2 separate regions of the Homo sapiens genome follow, and region 1 is linked to region 2. A link is an interaction called in ENCODE POLR2A ChIA-PET data of the cell type or tissue named here. Cell type or tissue: PC-9. All regions are shown on one strand. Links, peaks and the distances in the headings refer to the core of each region. The heading gives the core; the rest is flanking DNA. Region 1 holds the start of LINC00184 (long intergenic non-protein coding RNA 184). Region 2 overlaps LOC107985365 (a long non-coding RNA gene).

The links. Peaks named below come from ENCODE experiments on the same cell type or tissue, not always from the same donor. Only the 100,000 strongest peaks of a DNase experiment are listed, where the experiment ranks them.
Region 1: POLR2A ChIA-PET joins it to region 2 with 26 read pairs; 3 of 35 experiments call an interaction of 5 or more read pairs at or near these places.

The regions. Positions count from the first base shown.
Region 1 is chr1:234,626,120-234,638,198 of GRCh38, forward strand. It overlaps LINC00184 (long intergenic non-protein coding RNA 184), which reads left to right and starts at 3,192. Exons shown (of 2, transcript NR_033927.1): 1 at 3,192-3,628; 2 at 6,829-8,661. In PC-9, for the core only: no CTCF peak of the experiment used is centred there; a DNase peak (open chromatin) is centred at 5,782; H3K27ac peaks cover 3,390 bases.
Region 2 is chr1:234,862,721-234,874,799 of GRCh38, forward strand. LOC107985365 (a long non-coding RNA gene) reads right to left here. Exons shown (of 3, transcript XR_001738533.2): 1 at 12,056-12,079; 2 at 7,882-8,570. Among named protein-coding and RNA genes, the nearest start is that of LINC02971, 88 kb to the right of the region's middle. In PC-9, for the core only: no CTCF peak of the experiment used is centred there; DNase peaks (open chromatin) are centred at 3,711, 4,711, 6,621 and 6,971; H3K4me3 peaks cover 4,889 bases; H3K27ac peaks cover 6,027 bases.

The DNA of each region.
Region 1 (12,079 bases), core at 1,255-9,254, 240 kb before region 2:
ACCTCCGCCTCCCGAGTTCAAGCAATTCTCCTGCCTCAGCCTCCTGAGTAGCTGGGATTACAGGCATGTGTCACCACGCCTGGCTAATTTTTGTATTTTTAGTAGAGACGAGGTTTCACCATGTTGGTCAGGCTGGTCTTGAACTCCTGACGTTGTGATCCACCCGCCTCAGCCTCCCAAAGTGCTGGGATTATAGGCATGAGCCAGCACGCCCCACCCAAAATTGATTTCTTAAAGACAGTGAAGTATGATAACTGTTGGTTTGATCTTGCCCTGAAGCCGAATAAAGGTTTGACCTATGAGAATCAAGGACAATTAAAATATTAGCTTATAGCATAAAAAGAGAAGCAGACTTCCCCTTACATGCACACACATACACACACTCTCTTTCTGAAGTCAACTATACATAATTTTTAAGACATTACACATTGGATTGTTCCCACTATCACGCGATCTTGTAATGATCAGGACTGTCTTCTTTGTTACATGTAGTAGGGACCAAGATACTTTTAGGGCCTCATGAAAATGTTTGATTTTAATTTATTTTAAAATCAGGGCCGGGTGCAGTGGCACACACCTGTAATCCCAGCACTTTGGGAGGCCAAGGTGGGAGGATTGCTTGAGTCCAGGAGTTCAAGACCAGTTTGTGCAACGTGGCAAAACTGCGTCTCTACAAAAAAAAAAAAAAAAAAAAAAAATTGCGTAGTGGTGCATGCCTGTAGTCCCAACTACTTGGGAGGCTGAGGTGGGAGGATCACTTGAGCCTGGGAAGCGGAGGTCACAGTTAGTCAAGATAGCTCCACTGCCCTCCAGCCTGGGTGACAGAGTGAGACCCTATCTCAAAAAACAAATAAATAAAATCAGAACGAAAAAATATAATAATCACAAGTACATAAGAACAAATTCATATACTTTTTAATTTTATTTTTAATGAAGAAAGGAGCCCACAAAGACAAAAATACCCTCAGCATTTCCAGGCACCACAAGAGTCACAATGAGGCCCTAGTAAGGACACCAATCCAGTTGAAGTTCATGTATTCATACTGAGTACTCCTGGAAATTTTCATATTTTAAATTTATATATTGCGCAAGACTTAGTCTTTGATTTTCTAGTTTTTTCTATTTATACTAACACCTCAGAGACCTAATACATTTCATGGCCTTTGTTTACTGTCTCTATCGTAATGACTTCCAAGTCCCTCTCTTCTCTATTCTTGTGTTGGAGTTCTAATTTTGTACTTCTAAGTACCTGTTGGGTATTTCCACCTGTGTATCTCATCGCTGGCTCAGCCGACAAACACATCACTGAGCTCACCATCTTCCCCTGCTCTTCGGTTTTCTCTCTTCAATTTTCCTGTCTATTAGAGTTCCTGCTAACTCTGTAGTCATTAATGAACCAACCACAAGCTTGTCTCCTTCTTCATCCCCTTATCTGAGGACCTGATTGAGCCTCTGGTCCCATGCCCACTGCCATCCCTATTGAAGTCTCACTGCCAGTCCCTCAGCCAAGCATCCTTACTTCTCATCGAGTTCCACATGCAGACTCCTGACTGACTTCTCTGCATTCCAGCTTCCTTGTGCGATACATTCCTGACCCTCCCCGAATTGATCTTTGTACTGCTTTCATCATTTTCCTCCTCTGCTCCATAATTCCTCCGCACTTCAACCCAAACTCCTCACCCAGTTTAGAAAGCTCTGCTCACGTGGTTCCTCCCACTGTGGACAATGCATCTCCCAACACATTAACACCCACCAGAGGTGATGATTAAGGAGTCCCTTCACTCACGAACTAGACTTGCTGTCTTAGTCTTTTGTGTCTGCTCTTTCTTTCATTCATTTACTCCATTTTTGGGGTAACTACTCTGTCCCAGGCACAGACACCTTAAATGGTCCTCTATTACCTATTCCAACCCTATACAGCTTTCAAAGCTCAGGTCAACTTCCAATCCATGAAGCCCAGGTCTCCCTTCTATCACAAGTCTTTTTCCTCTGAACTCCTGGGAAGCTTAGAGACATTGTCAAACATTTAGGACTTAAACATGTGACATGAGATTTCCTGACTGTGTCACGCATGCTCTCCAGTCTGACTTGTTTGAGTTTCTGCAAAGATCTTTACAGAAGATCTATCTTCTTACCACTCAGCTGCAGCTGGCATCGAGCCCTGGCTGGACTAGTCATGCTAACCCCTTGGTTATTAATCATCGCCATGATTTTTCATGTGTTTACTATAGTATGATCCAGGCGTTGACTATACTGGGCACTTTATGAGGTTGTTATTATCCTCCGTTTTTTACAGATGAGGAAAGTGAGGCTCAGAGGGGTTAAGTGACTTCTCCAGTTTTACATAGTTTGAAAGTGGCTGACTGAGAATTTGAATATAGGTCCGACATAATTCAAATATTGTGCTCTTGACCACTTAACTAAATTAACTCTACTTTCTGATTGATTCACATATGTTGAAATCTACTCATTCTCCTCCTAGTGTCATTATGTTTGTTTATTCTCTCCTTTATATTTTTAAGGCCTGCTGGTCTATCCTTTCCAGGATCTACACTTATGCTGGACCCACTAAGCTGTCCTAGAACATCATAGTAAATGTTCACCAGATATTAATTATTTGAGTGAGAATGGTTGTGAGCATTGGGTACTCCCCCAGCCAGTACCCTTCTCTCTTGCAGTAGTATATTTTGTAGATTAAATAAAACTCAAGATAAAAAAAACAAATTAATAAATGATCAATGGAAACAGAAATTTGGAACATAAAAGTATTATTTCAAAATGAACACATTATATGTAAAAGCTCACAACCAGGAATTTCTTCAGTTGGGTTTGCAGCAATGTTATGTCACTAATACTATATTTCTCTCTGTATGGCCAAACCTGTAAAGCCTCAATATCTGATTATGGAGCACATCTAGACTGTTAAAAAGCTTTCTATAATATTAATAAAATCAAATAATAAATAAAAATTAAATTGACTAATCATAGCAATTTCATTTTGAGAATGTTTTGTAGGCTGAAGGCAAATCCTTGAGATATTTTTGCAGGAGCGTCATTGCGAAACAGAATCTGCAGTAGAACTATGTCATCTTCTGGTTCTGAGTGTGCCCTCTCATTGCTGGCAGATGGCAAGTATTTATTTGCTTGCTAGCTCTTTAGTGGAACTGGTCTTCTGTTTCCACTGTCGCCTCGTGTGACACAAACTGCCACCTATCTCCCAAGGTTCTTTCTTTGTAACAGAACCCTAGTTTTTGGCTGGACTCATTTCCCCAGTGGTAGAGGCTGCTGGCTGGTCATGTCATGAGCCCAGGTCTTCTTCTTGGGCACAACCAGATGCCATTTCTCAGCCTCCCTTGCAGTTATATGCAGCTGTGTGTTTGAGTTCTGGCCGTTAGTGAGTGGAAGTGATGTGTCCCTTCTACTCACACTTCTGTAGTCCTGGCCTACAGAAACTCACAATGGTTCTCTATACTCTTTATCTTTCCACAGCTTAATGCAGTTAAGTAACAAGATCTTGGAAGACAAGTGTTGAAGGTGAAAGAGGCACAAGATAGAAGAAACCTGGGTCCTTAGATCCTTGCTTGGAGGAAAACCACCTGCCAATCCAGAACATCATTTTGGACTTCATGTGAGTGAGAAGTAATCCTGTATCATGTTTGAGCCATTAAGCGTATTTTGATTGCTTGTTCTGATAGCTGTAAGTATCTTACTGATGTAGACATCATAAGTGAGAGACCATGTTTCCTCACCTCCCCTGCTAAGTGTAACCATGTAACTAAATTCTGGCCAATGAGATGTAAGCAGAAGTGTTTTGTGTGACTTTGAAACAGGATGCTTCAAGGAAGCTGATTTGGACGGGATGGGAAAACTTCTGTTGTCTTTTGTTCCCTTTCTTTTATAGTTCAGCACTCAGACAAAATGTCAGGAATTGCTCTGGCCATCTTGCACTTCTGTGAATGGAAACCATTTTCTAAGACAATGGGGTAGGGTGATAGAGAAGACTAGGTTTCTGATGGATGTGGAGCTGTTGGGCCCATCTGGGACTCTTAACCCCATCCACAGTGCTTTTATATTGGAGGAATCTCTTGTTTAAGCCTCTATTTTATTTCTCATAGAGACACACGTTCTTTCTATAGGAGCAAAAGTGACCATTTTAAGATTTGAATCAAGTTATGCCACTTCTTGGCTATGAATCCCTTCCTGACTTCCAGTTTACCTTAGAATTGAATTTATATTTCTACCATGGTTTATGAAGCCCTGCTTGATTTGTCTCCTGCCTACCCCAATGACCCCACCACAATTACACTGGCCTGCCTTCTGTTCTGCTGTAGTGACTGATCATTCACCTCCATGAGGCCCTACTGAAGATGTTACCTTTTCAGGGAGGTTCTCTGACCTCCCACCTACAATGGGCTCTCCCAGCTTTCGTCTGTCTCACCACCGTGTTTACTTCCTACATGGCTCTGATCACAGTCTTTAATCATCTGGTTGATGTATTTATTCATTTGTTTGTCACTATCTCCCCAACTAAAATGTAAGCTCTGTGAGGCAAAGATGGTCTCCAGTACAACGCAGTGCCTGCTGCATAGGAAGCACTCATTACATTATGAAAAATACAGCAAACATGTATGTACATTTGAATATACATAAACACTAGATGTATGTGCATGTGTACACATATATAGTTGACCTGTGACTACTGCAGGAGTTGGGGGCGCTGACCCTCCATGCAGTCGAAAATCTGACTTTTAATATAACTTGGTTTTTGGATTTATAGTGTGTGGATTTCTTTTTAAAAATCTGGCCCTGATTATAAAGAGAGAAAAAGTGGAATTAAATTTAGCCATTATTAAGAATCCAACAAATCAAATATAAGTCACAGTGAATACTAAAATTTTGAGGTGAAAAAGAAAATTAGAACTGGAGATAGACATTATAGTGCCGTCCCAGAAAATGGCAGTATCTAGCCCATGAGAGAGTTTCTTTCATATTTTTTTCATTACATGTACTAAACATAGTGATTGCTTTTTATCTTTTTAAAAAAATCTAGGCCAGTCGCGGTGGCTCACGCCTGTAATCCCAGCACTTTGGGAGGCCAAGGTGGGCAGATCACAAGGTCATGAGATCGAGACCATCCTGGCTAACACGGTGAAAACCCATCTCTACTAAAAATACAAAAAATTAGCCAGGCATGGTGTCAGGCACCTGTAGTTCCAGCTACTCAGGAGGTTAAGGCAGCACAATGGCGTGAACCCGGGAGGTGGAACTTGCAGTGAGCCGAGATCACGCCACTGCACTCCAGCCTAGACAATAGAACAAGACTCTGTCTCAAAAAAAGAGAGAGAAAAAAATATCTAAATGATTATTTGCTCTCTGTTCAAAAATCACTCAGCCAAATAGAATTTCCTGCTGAAGAAAATTATGACATAAAAATTTTAAAATTACCCCACCACTTTTTTTTGTTTGTTTTTTATCTCTGTCAGTTTGTTACCTTTATTCCTGAAAGAAGGACTCAAGACTCATGTGATACTCTAAAATAGATATTAATAGGAAATGTTCCTAGACAATGTGGGTTTGCAAGAGAAACAAAGAATTTATTGTTGACTTGATTACTAGCTCAAAGTAATCAGAAATTCCATGAAAGACACTGAAAGTTGACCTCTTTTAAAACTACTTTCAAAAGCGGAGGTTGATTTGTATTTCTTAATCAGCATCTCAGAACAATGTACATTCTTTTTGTATAGTGTCATGGGCATCTGGGACTTTGGCTTGATCAACATCCACTTCCTCCTGTGATACCAAGACCCTAGTTTTCTTTTAAAGAACCACCCCTCCCTGACTCTCAGTCTTTGTTTTCTGGTGGGGTTGACTCTTACCCCTAACCCCAGGGGTGGGGCATGTGGTCCAAGTCTGGCCAATGAGAATTTTAACCATGCTGGTGATTCAAGAATGAGTATATGTTACATGCTGAGCTTATCAGAACCAACATTGTCAGCCACAGGGGTTATGCTAGAAGTATTGGAAAGGATAAATTCTCTTCTGGGGTGGTTAAACCAATAGAAAATTAGCCTGGAGCTTCTGGTGGACATCTTGTCAAAAAAATAGTGATTGCCTGCTTGAGAATGAAATCAAGAGAGAAGAAGGCAAAGCTAAAGCCTGGAGAATATTCCTGAAGACATTTTTCAAGGATCTGGAACCACCCTTGAACTTTTTTTTTTCTTTTTTTTAGAGACAGGGTCTTGTTCTGTTGCCTAAGCTGGAGTGCATTGGTGCAATCATGGCTCACTGCAGCCTCAACTCCTAGTCTCAAATGATTCTCCTTCCTCAGCCTCCCAAGTAGCTGGGACTACAGGCATGTGCCACTGTGCCCAGTGATTTTTTTTTTTTTTTTTTTTTTTGTAGAGATGAGGTCATGTTATGTTGCCCAGGCTGGTCTTGAACTCCTGGCCTCAAGTGATCTTCCCACCTTGGTCTCCCAAAGTAACTGAATTACATGCATGAGCCACTGTGTTTAGCCTGAGCATTTTCAGGTACATAAACAAATATATTGCCCTTATTTGAGTTTCATCACTTGAAACTAAGAATCTTGACTATACACTTAATTGGTTACTAAATGAATTAGGATATAAAGATTTTTTTAAATTAGTTTGCTACAAAATTTTCTGTAATTGGAAGAAAGATGGCCATTCCTCCCCAAAGGAGCTCTTACAACTTGAATTCTTTCATCAGAAAATGCAGTTTCCTTTTGCCTATACACAATCTAAAGATTTTTTAATATACTTCTTTAGTTGCCTAAATGTTCTTTATATGTTTGTCTTGTCCTTGCAGTTCATATTAGATATTATGTTACCAATGAGCAGGGACTATGATGAATGTGTCTTTAGAACACCCAATGAAGTGCCACTTGCCACAAGAAGCTAAGTCACAATCTGATGGCCAGAGGAGGCAATCATTCTTCCTACAGTTTTGTGCATAAACCTTCCTGCCTCTCTGCTGGGGACCACCTATGGGGAAAGGAAAACTTCTCTCTCATGGCTCTCCTTTCCCAGGAAAACTTTAGCTCCTGTTGAGACCAACACCTTCCCTGGAGAATGCAGAGTGAAGGGATTAGGCCCATCACAATTTTCCATTCATGATGTTGGGTCAAGCAAGGCATCACACAGAATGAATAGAAACAGAAACAGCCCCACATGTGAAGTAGGAGCCATGCTGGAATGAACAAGGGCCACGGTATGGGTGAGTTACACGGTACAGAGCACAGGGGCTGACTGCTTTGTGCTCTTCCAGGTGGGATCATTACTTGCCAGCCTTCCAGCTGATGCCAGTGGCAACAGCACGACAGGCTGAACTGGATTCTTTATGACTATGTATTCATTAGGGGGAAAAAGCACTTCCAATGCAAATGATTGAAATGGAAACAAGATGTGCACTCTGCTGCCTAAATGAAAGCTCTACCAGGTAGGCCATTCAAACTCAATTAAGAGTAGCAAAACAGGATCTATCAGGACAGTGGCTGTAACCCCTGTCACAGAGAATGGACAGTGAGCGGTCCAAATGGATTGGGGGGCATGAATGGCACCTGACTTACAGCAGGAGCTCAGCACTTTTACTCTCTTTGCCGCTTCACTGGAACCAGGAGAAAAAGACATTAGGATGAAGGATAATGTGTGATACACACATAAAGATGAAAGCGAGAGGGACACATGCAATGTCACTTATTGGAAGGACCACTTTAGGCTGCTCTGTCCTCTCTCCCCTGAAAACATGTTCCACATTGTTTTAACCATCTGTGGCCCACTCTGGAGCTCAAGGAACCCTGGCCTTTCTGCTTTATTGTGAGCACAGCCATATGAAACTGCAATCTGGCAGCTGAAGGGGAAAGTACTTTTACTGTCTCTGCTGAGAAAGGGTTTGGATGAATCGAATCCCCTGTTATGCGTGAAATTGTACCCTCTAGAAAGCTCTGTTGATGACCCAACCCACGGTACCTGTGAATGTGACCTTATTTGAAAATATGGTCTTATAAATGTAATCAAGCAAAGATGAGATGATACTGAATTAGGGTGGGCCTCCACCAACATGACTGGTGTCCTTATGAGAAGCAAGGAAGAGACATAAGGAGAACATGGTGTGACAATTGAGACAGAGATTGGAGTGATGCATCTACAAGCCAAGAAATGTCAAGGGCCGTGAGCCACACCAGAAGCTAAGAGAAAGGCATGGGACTGACCCTCCCCTAGAGCCATCAGAAAGAGCCTGACCCTGGCGGCACCTTGCTTTTGGACTTCTAGACTCCAGAATTATGAGAATAAATTTGTGTTGCTTTAAGCCACTCAGTTTGTGGTAATTTGTTATGACAGTTCTAAGAAACTAATCCACCCTGCTAAAGAGTAAATGTCTGATGCAAAACTCACTACATGGATGAAAAGGCTGAGATATTCCGAAGAGTCATAATGAACTGTGCCGTCATCTACAAAGGAAGTGCAGCACTGCAACAACTCAAGATAGATTCTGGAGACGTGGCAGGACAGACGTGCCTACCAGACTAGGAGCACTTTCAGGACAGCGTCATGCCTTGTTCTCCTCCACATCCCTCCGTGCCTGAAAATCAGAAATGCTCAATTAAATGTTGAAAATGTCAATAAATTCATAGGAAAACGATCTCAGATAAGTCAATAACGTTATGTTATTTTATTTTATTTTTGAAATGGAGTCTTGCTTTGTCACCCAGGCTGGAGTGTAGTGGCACGATCTCAGCTCATTGCAACCTCTGCCTCCCAGGTTCAAGCGATTCTCCTGCCTCGGCCCCCTGAGTAGCTAGGATTATAGGCATGCACCACCACGTCCAGCTAATTTTTGTATTTTTAGTGGAGACGGAGTTTCACCATGTTGGTCAGGCTGGTCTCGAACTCCTGACCTCGTGATCCACCCACCTCGGCTTCCCAAATTGCTGGGCTTACAGGTGTGAGCCACCGCACCCAGCCATGATTAACCTTATTTTATGATGTCATGTAAGTCCTTACCACCACCTTCCATGAAGACGTAACTGACAAAGACATCTGATTTGATGCTTTCATTGGAGAAACCCACCCTTGGCCATTGAAGAGCACAACTTTGGGTTTCTTTGAGATTTAATCTGGTCCTTGGATTCCCAAATGGCAGACGTGGCCAGTAACAGCTTTTTACAAATCTTCAAATCCCACTGACACTGGGATTCTGCCCCTCAGACGTGGCTGTGGTTTTTTCACTGGCAGGGCAGGATATGTTACTCTCCGCTTAACATCGGCCCACTCACAGTGTTAGTTAGCCTGCTGTTTCATACATGAATCCATCTGAAATGCCTCCGAGTCTCCAGGTGAAGGGTGCTGCCATCAGCAGCAGCCAATAAATGAAATAATACCAAATATAAAATCAGCCACATTGGTCTCCTGGAGGTAAATAGAGCACAGGGGCGTTTCATTTACTGAAAGGCCAGAATTGCGATACCTGTAAATGTTGAATGTGAATGTGTTTTATAAAGTGTAAAGGGCTGTAAAGAAGTCAGTTATTATGTTTATTATTGCTCCTGCTCTGTACACTTGATCAAATGACAAACCCAAAGGCTCACCTCTCTGGGCTCCGGTTTCCTTACTCAAATGAGGGAATTATGTTTAATATCCCAAGCTCCCAACTAAATCTTTTTTTTTTCCTTTGACTCTATGAATCTATCAGCAGGAACTTCCATCCAAATTCCTGAAATGTGGGAATATATTTGATGACGCTGTTTACATATAATATTAATTTATTTTGCATAAATTTTTCAGAATATGTTTTGTATAACATAGAAGATGAAGGGGGAAAAAGTAAAGTAAGATGGGAAAGTAGGCCATAAGGAAGGATAAGGAGAAACGCTTAAGAAAATCCACCTATTATAATAATTAAAATTCAGCTTACCTGGAAAGGGGAGGAGAGCATTTATGATTAACATGAATGTAGTCTGTGCTCATTGCAAAGTAAATTTTCAGAAAAAAAGGGCAAAATCTGATTATTTTAATCGTCAGATTAAATGCAATTAGAAATCCCACCTACCTTTTAAAGTAAACAGCAAACTTAGTATTTTACTACATAAAAGAAACAATTGAAATAATCCTAACTTCAGGTTATCGTTGCATATAACAGAACATTATATTTGAAAATGATCCTCATTGAGTTTTTTGGATTCAACAACTTTTTCTGTGGCTAAAAATGTCCCTTGAGTTTCTGAAATCTGCTAGAATGCTGGGAAGAGCTGTGCAGAAATACCTCCAAAGGGTCAGAAAGTAATTTAGGATTTTTAATTCAATGGAATCAATCTTTCTTGTGTATTTTTACTTACTTTTTTAGACAATAGGCCAATGATTGTAGGGTTTGTTCTAGCCTTGAAACCAACTCTCTGCAGAGCAATTCCTGTTTCCACAAAGGGTGCATCAGGATGCATGGGACCCCCGGATCACAGGCCCCACGTGTGAACGAAGCAACACAGACCATGGATAACAGAGACCTCTCTAGGGTGAGTTCTCTTGAGATGCAGGGCACGATCAACAGGACGAACAAGCCTAAAGATGACAAATGGGTATACTGGCATGGGCTGGACGAAAGGAGGCAATAGGGCTAAAAACACAGAACCAAACCTGTCATTTCTCTCCACAACTTCCTTTTGATCTCAAATATCATGTGTTCTCACTTATAAGTGGGAGCTAAACAATGGGTACACTTGGGCATGAAGATGGAAATCATAGACACTGTGGATTCCAAAGTAGGGGAGAATGGGAGAGGGGCAAGGGTTCAAAAATTACCTGTTAGGCACTATGTTCACTATCTTTTTTTTTTTTTTCTTTTTTGAGACGGAGTCTCGCTTTGTCGCCCAGCCTGGAGTGCAATGGCGCGATCCCGGCTCACTGCAACCTCTGCCCACCAGGTTCAAGTGATTCTCCTGCCTCAGCCTCCTCAGTAGCTGGGACTACAGGCATGCGCCACCACGCCTGGCTAATTTTTGTATTTTTAGTAGAGACAGGGTTTCGCCATGTTGGGCAGGCTGATCTCAAACTCCTGACCTCAAGTGATCCGCCCACCTCGGCCTCCCAAAGTGCTGGGATTACACATGAGAGCCACCGCACCTGGCCTATGTTCACTATCTGGGTAACAAGTACACTAGAAGCCCAATCCCACTGTTATGCAATATACCCATGCCTATGTACGTGTACCCCCTGAAAACATGCATATGTACCCCCGAATCTAAAATAAAATAAAAGAGATGCAGAAAAGAATAATTTAAAAAATATTTTGAGAAATGTATAACAAGAGCCATAAAAGTGTTTATATTCCCTTGTCCTAGTAATTCTGCTTGTGGATATTTATCTTAACAAAATCATCAGAAATGTGTAGAATGATTTATGGATAAGCATGTTCACTGAAGCATTCCTTAGACTATAGGAAAATTTGGGAAAAAAACCCCAATATACAAAAATGAGGAAACACTTAAATTAATCGTAGTCCATTCAGATGATGGAATGCAGTGTAGATATGTAAAAATCATATTTTCAGAGATGGCTGTTGATCAATGAAAATGCCCAATCTATAACATTCCATGAAAAAGACAGATATACAGCCATATATTCCATACAATTATAATTTTAAATATGTATGAATGTGTGTGTATATATAATATATGTGAAAAAATTGGAAAGAAATACACTAAAATGTTAACTCATTATCTCTAAGTGGCAGGATTATGAGATTACAGGTGATTGTTTCTGGTTCTTTGTATTTTTTAGTATTTTTTTTTATTTTTTTGAGATGGATTCTCACTCTGTTGCCCAGGCTGGAGTGCAGTGGCATGATCTCAGCTCACTGCAACCTCTGCCTCCCAGGTTCAAGCGATTCTCCTGCCTCAACCTCCCGAGTAGCTGGGACTACAGGTGCGCACCACCGTGCCCAGATAATTTTTGTATTTTTAGTGGAGATGGGGTTTCATCATGTTGGCCAGGATGGTCTTGATCTCTTGACCTCATGATCCACCCTGCTTGGCCTCCCAAACTGTTGGGATTACAGGCGTGAGCCA
Region 2 (12,079 bases), core at 2,829-10,828:
CCCCTCCAGCCCTCAGTGCTACAGATGGGTCCAGCCTGATCTGACCTCCCTGTCGTATTTTGAGCTTTTCCCAGGATTCCAAATGGACAACTGCTCTATTGTTTCATTCCTTTATCTGCATTGGGAGGGCAGCCCTCCCCCTCGGGCTTTAAACGTTTTTCCAGCCTCAGGGGTCTCTGGCCACAGCTTTGCTTTACCTTCCTCTGCGGAAAAGCAAAAGCTGGCCAAGGCGCTACAAGATGAGACAGGCACATCTGCCACACATGGAAAGAAGAAAGCAAACTGGAGTTTCCAAAGCCGCCGGTCCCCGCAGGCCTGAGCGCTTGCAGCTTCTGCCTTTGATTCCTCTGATTTTATGAGCTCAGAGCACAACATGTTGGAAGTGAGCAGAGCAGCTGCCCAGGAAAGAATGCACCGGTTCCACGGTTGAGGACTCCAAGGGAAAGCACTGAGCGGCGTGGGGCACAGGCAGGGAGAGAGACGCCAATCCTCCACAAAACATCCGGTTCCCACCAGCCTGGGCTCTAGCCAAGTGAACTAGCTGAGTCGGTCTGGGGAGGTTCCAGTTCCTGGCCTTTTGTCATCGACTGGGGACAATGCATTTGCTATGATTGATGGAGGCCACAGATTTCATCCCCAGCCCCAGCCTGGGCTGCAGGATCCAAGTGAGCACTGGCCTACTGGGGGCTCAAGGCCACAACACTGACCACCAGGGAGGGCTCTGGGAGACAAGAGGCTGGAGGCTGGACTCTACTCCCCTGGGCATCATGCAGAGCCCTTGCCCTCTGTGCCCTGTCCCCTTCCAACCCCTCTGCCCAAGAGAAAGCTCAGAGTCCTTCCACATCCAGAAACACAGGACTGGTTTCTACAAGTCCATTTTTTTCCCCCATAATTAAGGACTGCAGAAGGAAAGATGATTCGGATCTGGCTCGCAAGCTCAATGACTGAGAAAAGGACGCCAGGTTCCCTGGTACTAGTGACTCATACGCTTTTCAGGAGCGTCAAGACACTGTGATACATTTCTCCTGCTCTCCACAAAACTGCTCAAGGGATGAGGGACTCCCATCAGCCAAGGCAAATATACCATTGCTGTCTAAAGTAGCCAGATCACACACACAGAGAGGTCCTGGAAATGCCATTGAGAATAGGACCTTCCTTCACCCAGCCCATTTGGCAGTCCATGGCAGGGAAGCAGCAGAATTGCAGCCTCCGCAGGACTTTTAGGAGCCTGATCCACAGACTAGAGAAATGTACCTCTCCAGGAAAAAAACAGTATAGTCCTCTCATCTCCTGAGACTCCCATCCCAGCCACCTGGCTGGGAATAAACAACTCCTGTGACAAGCAACTCATTGCCTCTCTGAGACCTGGGTGTGCCACTGAGATCCATGACATCCTTCTCCAGGCAGAGCTGACGTGTGTCTCTCTGTAAGTCCCTCCCACTCACTTCATACCTTGGACCCCTAGATGGATCCCTGTGGCAAGAAAAGACCCACTGGTGACTTGCAGAAGTGGGATGTGCTGTGAGCCTCCCCTGCCAAATGCTGCACTTGCTTGCATGAGTTGGAAGTCCCCATCAATCTCTTCATCCACGCCCATTCTTCCACTCCAGTGTTCCTATTTCTTTCTGAAAGTGTGAGCTCCAGAAAACAGTGCAGGCTGGGCAAGGGGCTCACACCTGTAATCCCAGCACTTTAGGAGGCCAAAGCAGCAGGATCAGTTGAGGCCAGGAGTTCAAGACCAGCCTGGGCAACACGATGGGACCCCATCTCTAAATAAATGATTAGCTGGGCATAGCGGCACATTCCTGTAATCCAAGCTACTTAGGAGGCTGAGTCAGGAGGATCACCCCCTCAGGAGTTTGGGGCTGTAGTAAACCATGATCATGCCACTGCTCTCCAGCCTGGGCAACAAAGCAAGATCCTATCTCTATAAAAATAAATAAGCCAGGCATGGTGGCTCACGTCTGTAATCCCAGCACTTTGGGAGGCCCAGGAGGGCGGATCACCTGAGGTCAGAAGTTCGAGACCAGCCCGACCAACATGGTGAAACCCCAACTCTACTAAAAATACAAAATTAGCCGGGCGTGGTGGCACATGCCTGTAGTCCCAGCTACTCGGGAGGCTAAGGCAGGAGAATCACTTGAACCCAGGAGGTGGAGGTTGCAGTGAGCCGAGATCGCACCATTGCATTCCACCCTGGGCAACAAGAGTGAAACTCGTTTCAAAAATAAAATAAAATAAAAAGAAAGAAACAAACAAACAAACACACACACACACACACACACACACACACACAGCACAACCTCTGCCCCACGTCTCTCTGAGCAGCGTGATGGAGGATGCAAGACCAAGTCCCCCTCAGTCACCAAACAATTCAGTGCCTGCTCCATGCCAGGCTCACTATACCCTCCTAACAGTCTTTCTAGCATGGTGGGACTCTGCTGTTTCTGATGGACAAAATATATCAGCCCCATCTTCTCTGGTTTGAAACCCTGGAACTCATGGCCCCTCATAAGTGACTGTGAGACCAGGCTCTGTGTGTCAAGCTGAACTCTCATAGCTGATGGAATGAGCACAGGAGTGAAGCCCCAGGAGGAGGAGGAGGTGAGTAGCTGCAGGCCAGGGCTCAGGCAGCCCGTGGGCTAATGTGTGCCCTCCTGCTGATCTGCTGCATGGCTTTACCAGGCTTAGAAAAAAGCATCCAAGGTTCCTTCAGTGATCCAGATAGTAGAAACACCAGGTCTCAAATGCCTCAGTGCAGCTGCATGTCGCCAGAAGCAGTACTGGGAGGCTCGGTGGATAGGACTCAACATTAGCTGGAAACACAGGCAAGTCAGACTGAGAATCCAGACTGAGTCAGAAGTCCCTGTGTCCTTGCCATGGGTGTATCAGTTATCAGTGGCTGTGTAACAAATTAGCCCAAAACTTAGCACTCAAAATGTGAGCATTTCTTATGTCATAGTCTTTGTGGGTCAGGAATCTGGGAGTGACTTCACTGGATGGTTCTGGCACAGGCTATAGTTCGGATGTCAGCCAAGGCTACTGTCACCTGAAGGCATGACTGGGGTTGGAAGATCTGCTTCTGAGATGTCCCCATGGTCACACAGCCTACAAGTCAATGCTGACTGTTGGGGACCATTAGCCCTCGCTGCATGGGCCTGTTTGTATGGTTTCTTCAATGTCCTCATGAGGTGGCGCTAGCATCCCCCAGAGTAAGTGTTCCAAGAGAACAAGGAGGGAAGCACCGTTTCTTCTTCTTATTATTATTTTTTTCTTTTTTTGAGATGGAGTTTCGCTCTTTTGCCCAGGCTGGAGTGAAGTGGCATGATCTTGCCTCACTGCAACCTCTGTCATCCAGGTTCAAGCAATTCTCCTGCCTCACCCTCCCGAGTAGCCGGACTTATAGGCACTCACCACCACGCCTGGCTAATTTTCATAGTTTTAGTAGAGACAGGGTTTCACCATGTTGGCCAGGCTGGTCTCAAACTGCTAACCTCAAGTGTTCCACACGCCTCGGCCTCCCAAAGTGCTGGAATAAGGTGTGAGTCACCTCACCCAGCCAGAAGCACCACTTCTTCTATAACCCAGCCTCAGAGGTCATAGTCGGTCATCTCTAGAATATCCTATTGGTCACACAGTCAGCCCTATTCAGCGTGGGAAGAGACTACACAAGAGCATGGGTGTCAGCAGGCAAGACTATCTGAGTTCATCTCAGAGGTTGCCTGCCACAATGGCGAGTTCTATCAGGAGGACGTCCCTGAGCTACAGCTGACGTTTGTGTCACCAAAAACCATGGGGCGTCTACACATCTGCACTTCCATATCTCTATGGGTTTGTTTTTTTAACTGCACCATTATCACGTGTGTGTCAAGGGACACATCGGCCTGTTCAGCAGAGGGGCGGAGACTTCTGACTCATTCAGGAATAATGGGGCCAATGCTCGATTCTGCAATAGAGCAAGTAACACCACAAAGAGGGGATAAAAGGCACATCCAGCCCGTCCTCACCTGCATCCTCAGCGGAGGGCCTGTTGAGGTGCTTGTGCTTAATACAGAGATGGTGGCCAATTGTCAGAGGGGAAGGACAATTTAGGGTGCAATGCTGGTTACTTTTACACATATTGTCTTCAACACAATCCCTGGATCTCTGTCAAGGCACAGGGAGCATTGAAAGAAATAGCAAGAGGCTGGGCGGGGTGGCTCACGCCTGTAATCCCAACACTTTGGGAGGCCGAGGTGGGTGGATCACCTGAGGTCAGGAGTTCGAGACCAGCCTGGCCAACATGGTGAAACCCTGTCTCTACTAAAAATACAAAAATTAGCAGGGTGTGGTGGCAGACGCCTGTAGTCCCAGCTACTTGGGAGGCTGAGACAGGAGAATTGCTTGAACCCAGTAGGCTGATGTTCTAGTGAGCCAAGATCGCTCCACTGCACTCCAGCCTGGGTGACAGAGTGAGACTCCGTCTTACAAAAAAAAAAAAAAAAAAAATAGCATGAGTGAAATTTGGAATTGTAACCCTGAAGGAAGAATAAGAATTGAGTGGGGAAAGACATTGTATTTGGTAGCGGGTTGTGAGCTATTATACTTGGGGCACAGCTGTCATACTTGCCCCCTTCCTTCATCAGATGGGGTTGGAGGCTGGACGAGATGAGGTCAGCAACACGAAGACAGGAAGAGAGACCTCAGTGTGGCGGTGGCTAATCTCGAGGTCACATCAAAGTCAGCCTACACCAGCAAGACAGGAGCCCAAAGGCAGAGTAGAGAGTCAGGCAGCATGGCAGTGAGTTCCTGAGTCACGGCCACCATGGAAAACCATATGCCACCAGGGAGAATCTCTGCATGTTCCCAGGACCCATTCCTGCCAGGGAGAGAGAGGGCTTGGCTCCCAGAAGTTATGTAGGTAGAACTTCGAGCCAGAGCCTGCTATTTTTGGGATCCACTGCCCTCGGCTGAACATAAACAACTGGAAGAGCCGAGGAAGCACCAGGCATCATGGCCCTGTGTGCAAGTCAGACCTGGAAGCGGCAGCAGAAAGTCAATAGGAGCCACTTCACTTTCCCCATCTGCAATAGCAGAAAAGGTTAAAACCAGCCAGGTTTCCATGCAAGAGATGCCAGTGTCCCCACAACCAGCAAGGTGGGCTATGTAGATTTTGCTAAACAGCTCAAAGAGTTACACAAAATTCTCCACACTAGTCAAGTTAAAATTTTAATTTTAGCCTGTTGTCCCAGCTACTCAGGAGGCTGAGGCAGGAGAATGGCATGAACCTGGGAGGTGGAGCTTGCAGTAAGCCGAGATCGCACCACCGCACTCCAGCCTGGGCGACAGAGCGAGACTCCGTCTAAAAAAAAAAAAAAAAAAATTTAATTTTAATCCACTCGGATTTTAAAATAGCATATCACGATGGAAAAAGCCTTGAACTTGGAGTGTAAGGGGCCTGGGTTGAAGTTCCATTCTAGCTGTGTGAATCGGTCACATTTCTGGACTTCAAATGTCTTGACTGTATAAACAAGATAATAATAACTAGCTTATGTGGGAATATACCTGTCAGTCATCTGCAATCCAAAAAGTTTTTAATAATCATTAGCTATTTTGATTGCACTGGGCTTTTAGGAGCATGGGAGGCCCACAACCCACACATGATGGGGCTGCAATGCCCCACGATTGGGATCTCTGGTCTAATATGAAGGGACTCAGAGGTCACCTAGCTTTGGTGAAGGGGCTCATGAGCTAAGGGCAGCACAAAAATTGCCCAAGTACGACCTAGCCTCAGTGCCCCTTCACAGATGGGGAATCTGGGGCCAGGTTGTTCAAACTTTTCCAGCCTGCATCTCTTTATCACTGCATTCCTGGTTCGGGCTCCAGAAGGCAGCTTAGTGAGTTGAAGAACTGGACTTCTTAACTGCCAGAAGTGCTGGTATTTTCCCCATTCAAGAAGACACTATCTGGTCAGAGGCAGTGGCTCATGCCTGTAATCCCAATACTTTGGGAGGCCGAGGCAGGCAGATCACCTGAGGTCAAGAGTTTGAGCCCGGCCTGGTCAACATGGTGAAACCTCGTCTCTACTAAAAATACAAAAATTAGCCAGGCATGGTGGTGAGCACCTGTAATCCCAGCTACTTGGGAGGCTGAAGCAGGAGAACCACTTGAACCCAGGAGGCAGAGTTTGCAAAAGAAGAAGAAGAGGAAGAGGAAGAAGAAGAGGAAGAAGACACTGAGTCTCTGCTAAATGCAATGAGGAAAGGAAAGGAAAGGAAAGGAGGAAAGGAAAGGAAGAAAGAGAGAGAAAGAGACAGAAGGAAGGCAGACAAGGAAGGAAGGAAGGAAAGGAAGGAAGGAAAGAAAGAAAAGAAAGAAAGAAAAGAAAAGGATAAAAAGAAGACACCATCTTCCCACTTCTGGCACTTTGTGGAAATTCTTAAAACTAAGTTCCACCACTGATTCATCCAGCACCCACCTCAGACTTGCCTTCCAGCTGGTATTCACATCTCCATGGTCCACCCAGGCTGCCTCTGCACAGGCTACCCAGGGCTGATCCCAGCGGCTCCTACCTGCGTGGCCCCTCTTGGCCTCTGCAGCATCTAACAACTTTCCTCCCCTGAGTCATGCCCACAGACACCTGTTCCTGCTTCCTCCAGGCACTGCTCTCTTCCAGCCTTCTCTTTGCCTTCTTCGCGATCTCCTCTTCCTTTGTCAGTTTTAGCCCCTGCCAGTGTTCCCTGTATCTGTCCTCAATTTTCTATGCTTCCCCCTCACTCTACTCACTCTCAAAGACAGAGAAACCCTGCTTATCTCTGCAGATGATGGCCAAGTCTCCATCCCAACCCTGACCCAGTTCCCGAGGGCCAGACCCTGGCTCCTGGCTACAGTATCCCGTGCAACATGCCTAAAACCAATGAATCCATCCTCCTCCCTCCAAACCAGCTCCTCTGGTGGCTTTCTAGTGCCAGCGACGACACTATCTTCTGTGAGTCACCTCACTCCACACCTCAAAGTCACCCTAGACTCCTCCTGCTCCCTCAGCCCCACATCCAATTAGCCGCGAGGTCCTGCAGGGTTCCCTTCATAATGGCTCTCATATATATTTATTTCTTTTCATTCCTGCTGTCAGCAAAGATCCTCCAAAAATACTACTTTCTCATTGTCTTTCTCGCTTGTGAACCGCGCAGAAGTGCTCTGGGTGGTGGGATGTCATTCAAGATGCCTTTTAAACTCACGGGCCTGGCATTCCTATGCCTCTGCCATCCACCCCAACCCTCCGTTCCACACGCACCTCCCACTGCTCCTCCCTCAACCCCTCACCCTAGCCTGACCATCTGTTCAAAAGTGCCTTTGAATGTGTTTGGCAAATTACTGCTTATGCTGGTCCTTTCCCTAGAGAGCTAATAATAGCAGCCCTTAGCAGCCCTTCCAGGTTTTACACACACCAAATTAGTCCTCACAACAACCCTAGGAAGCGCATACTATGATTACCCAGCTCTGTAGATGAGGAAACTGAGGCACAGAGAGGTTAAGTATGTTGTCTAAGGCCACACAGCCAGGGAGTGACGAAGTCAACATTTCACCCTAAGTTATCTGACTCCAGGGTGACTGGACCAAGAGGCCCAAAAATCCAGCTTGTTTGTGCAGAAGGGTACTTCTTACAGCTCAATATTTTAGCATGACCAAAATTGGCGCTGTGTTATGGAAATTTTGTAGTGTAATTCCTGGAGGAAAGAAACTTTTCCCATTGACCTTCAGGCCTAGGAGAGAATGATGACACATTAAGTCATCCTGCCATTAAAATTAAGTCCAATCACCCCTAATGGAATGTCACCTCCAAAATAGCCATTAAAGCCACCGGCCTAACAAACTGGCAGGTCCCGCGTATATCACCATTACCTTGTTCCTCTAACAACCATTCTGTCCGAGGCTGGGAAGGTCCCAGGAGACACTAAGTGTTGCTCAGATCTGCCCTGTGGATGTCACCCAGAGGAGAGAAGCCTGCTACTTTGGCGATGTTTGTATTGCAGTGTGGTTTGGAGACTTGGATGACAGGTGAGGTCCATGTACGTAGGTGCTGCACGCTTTGACTTCCACATGGCCAGGGCTGAGTTCTCACTGTCCTCAAGGTGAACCCAGGCTCTGTGATGGAATGGACTATGCCTGGTTGCTGAGCAGGGTATTAGACTCCAGCCTTCTGAGCTGCATGATAGTGTTGCCATTCTCCAAAGGCAGTAGCCCCCTCCCCAAGCTGTGGTCATCCAGCAAAGCATCCCGGGGGGTCCAGCTCCCTCCTAAGTCTCCCGGCCCTCAGTGAGTGTTCACTCTGCTTCCACTCAATTCTGCTAACATTTTTGGCACCAGGAGCCTTCACATGCACTCTGTCATTTGCAACTCACATAATAAAAGAAGACTGTTATTTTTATCTCCACCTTACAGATGAGACAAGCAAGGTTTAGGGAGCTAAGGAATCAAGTAGAAATGCGTGGGATGCAGGCACAGGGCTGGGCTGCAGCCCTTCCCCACCACATCATGCTTTTTCTTGAGTACCTTCCCAGGCATTGCTTCTTTCATGTCTGTACTTCACCCTGGAAAGCAGAATTATTCCCAATTAATAGACGGGAACACTGAGACTCCACCAGGCTAAAGGAAATTGCCCTAAGTGCACATCTAGCAAATGGCAGAGCTGGATGCGGGCCTGGCCTTGCCCCTGAGTGCCGTGCCCTCTGCCTGCCTCAGCCGGGGCCCCATGCTCACCCACTGGAGCTGGAAACCCCAGCTGCCCCAGCATCAGCCTCCTCTGCTGTGGCCCGAAGGACCCATCCTGCTTCTCCCCAGCCCTGCTGACCTTTCCAAGCCATGGCCTCCACTTCTTCCTGGGCCCAGGGGCCTGTGCATCCCCCCGTGGGCACCATGCCTCCCACTGCCCGCCAGTGCCCACGTGCTGTCCTCCCCCCACACGAGACCAGCCAAGACAAAAGGTAACCTTGATGTCAAGCAAAAATCTCTATAATAGCAGTTCACATTCACAGGGTGCTTAGTGGTGCCAAGCACTGTTTCCGGCATTCTGTGGGGATTGAATCCTCAAATCCTCACAGTAATCCTATGGGAAAGGTGCCGTCATCACCCCATTTGCAACCAGGAAAACCACAGCAAAAGGCCAAGTCACAAAGACTGGGAAGGGTTGGGGGAAGGGGAGGCTAGGGAGAGATTGTTAAAGAATACAAAACCACAGCTAGAGAGGAGGAGTAAGTTCCAGTGTTCTATCCCACTGCAGGATGACTGTAGGCCACAGTAATATGTTCTATAGTCTCCAGTAGCTAAAACGATGAATCAAATATTCCCAATACAAAGAAATGGTAACTGTTTGAGATGACAGATATGCTTATTACCCTAATCTGATCACTGTGCATTATATGAGTCAAAACATCACTCTGTACTCCATGAATATGTACAATGATTATAGGTCACTTAAATAATAAAATTTTAAAATGTAACTTGCCACAGTAAGTCACGACTGAAGCCCGGATTCAAACCCAGACAGTCTGGCCTGAGAGCTCGGTCTTAGGCACCACCTCTCGTGTGAAATATTATCGTGGTGCAGAGGGAAGAACAGGCTTTGGGGTCAGAATTCTAGTGTTGCTCCTTATTCTGTGACACTGAGAAGACCGAACCTCTCAGAAGATCGGTTCCCTCACATGTAAAATCTGGGCTAATTATGGATCTATTTGGTAGGACCCATGAGAATTAAACAGAAGAGTGGGTAGAAGTGTCTAAAACCGTCTGACATGCAGCAGGTACTGGGCATTCTTAATTTCCTCATTTGCTCTAATTAAGAAAGTCTTCAAAGAGAAGTTCCTGATGCTATGGTGGTCACTTTAGTGTCAAATGCTTCAGTGTCAAGGGGTTTTATTTATTTATTTATTTATTTATTTATTTATTTATTTATTGAGACAGGGTCTCATTCTGTCACCCAGGCTGGAGTGCAGTGGCACGATGTCAGCTCACTGCAACCTCTGTCTCCCAGGTTCAGGTGATTCTCTTGCCTCAGCCTCCTGAGTAGCTGGGATTACAGGCGTGCACCACCACACCTGGCGAATTTTTTTTGTATTTTTAGTAGAGACAGGTTGTCACCATGTTGACCAGGCTGGTCTTGAACTCCTGACCTCAGGTGATCCACCTGCCTCGGCCTCCCAAAGTGCTGGGATTACAGGCATAAGCCACCACCGTGCCTGGCCCAGTGTCAAAGGGTTTTAACAGAGCCCATGGAATTGCTCTAGAAGGAACACTTCTAATCTTTTTTCTTTTTAAACATTTTTTTCGAACATGCAGAAGAGAAGAAAAATCTTGTTCTTCAAGATTGTGGCTGAATTTAACTATATTTACTAATAACTAAATACATATAACTATATATATGTAATAAGTAATAACAATATATATAAAATAAGCTATAATGGTTTTTATATGATATATAAACTACCAAATAAGCCTATTTGGTCAATAGTGTGGTATTTCCACCTTGTCAGTAAGCCAATATCAAACAACATATATTTGCATCAGGAGAGAAACTCTCCTGTTCTCTGAGACGGGATTTGTTGTCCTTGGTCCCCAGCACCCAGGTGACCGTGCAATGCCGTGAAGGGGCCCCAGGTGTTTCTGCCCATCTGGGCCTAAACTGCTGAATGCAGCAACCCCATCTACCCTGAACCCTCCAGGCTGGCCCAGCCCCTTCCGTGGCTGACACAAATGAGGGTTTTACGGTTACTTAATGGAGGGTGGATGTTACACAGCATGGCATAAGGTCAGGGTGCTGAACTTCTGCCCAGAGAGTCTATAGCCTTCATTCTAATTCTTCTTCCTCCCCTTGGACAAGTCGTTTAACCTCCCTGAGGCCTATTTTTTTATAAAAATCATTTGTGAGGTGTGAATTACATTATATGTGTTTCTGAAAGCACAGGGTAAATGCAGTCTCCCTTCCCACGTGCTATTCCTTCTCCTTGGAATATATCTGCAATGTTCTTTCCTCTTCCGCTTCCCCTCCTTCTAGCAAACTTCTATGCATACCTTTAAGACTCAACTTAGAAGCTGCCTCCTCCAGGAAGCCCTCCTATACCCCAGCAGTCTGAAATGGGTCTCTCTCATAGCATTCAGGCTTGCTCTCTTATGCCACTTTGGTCTGTCTCTGTCATTAGACAGTGAACTTCTTGCTAGCAAGGTGGGTCTTGGCCGTTCTTGTTTTGTTGTTTTTTTTTTTTTTTTTTTCAGATGGAGTCTTGCACTGTCATCCAGGCTAGAGTGCAGTGGTGAGATCTCGCCTCACTGCAACCTGCGCCTCCTGGGTTCAAGCGATTCTCCTGCCTCAGCCTCCCGAGTAGCTGGGATTACAGGCACCCACCACCATGCCTAGCTAATTTTTTTTGTATTTTTAGTAAAGACGGGTTTTCACCATGTTGGCCAGGCTGGTCTCGAACTCCTGACCTTGTGATTCGCCCACCTCGGCCTCCCAAAATGCTGGGATTAGCGGCGTGAGCCACCACGCCTGGGTCTTGGCAATTTTTAAACCCCCAGAATCTAGGGCCTGGCACAAGATAGATTCTCAAAAAGAGCTTGCTGAACAAATGAATCATAAAGCTGAATTCCATAATCCAAGCCACATTTTCTCATTTACTCACAATATGGCACACAGATTATGCCTCTAGAAATAAACAAGGTCAGAGGTTGTGAGATGAGAGGTGGGTCAGAAAGCAGGGCAGGGTCAGGAGCTTCCACCGCCCTGACACCTCAGGCCCCGGCTCCAGCAACCCCACAGAATGACACAGCAACCACAGAAGGGGATGGCAGCCTCCTGCCCCTTGCCAAGCTGTAAAAAGTAATGGCAAGAAACCATGTCCTAATTTCCCTCCTCAGATCATGCCAGCTTGTGGAATTTAACCACGAGAATATTGATAAGTCCCGGAAAAAGGTTGGAGGACAAAGTCGATGTCTGTCATCAGCCAGGTTCCGCATGCCTGAATTGCAGAGTCATGGTGGATCTTAAGGGTCATCTAGTCTACCCTCTGCTCTGTGTACAAACCTCTCCGAGCCAGCGGTCACTCCC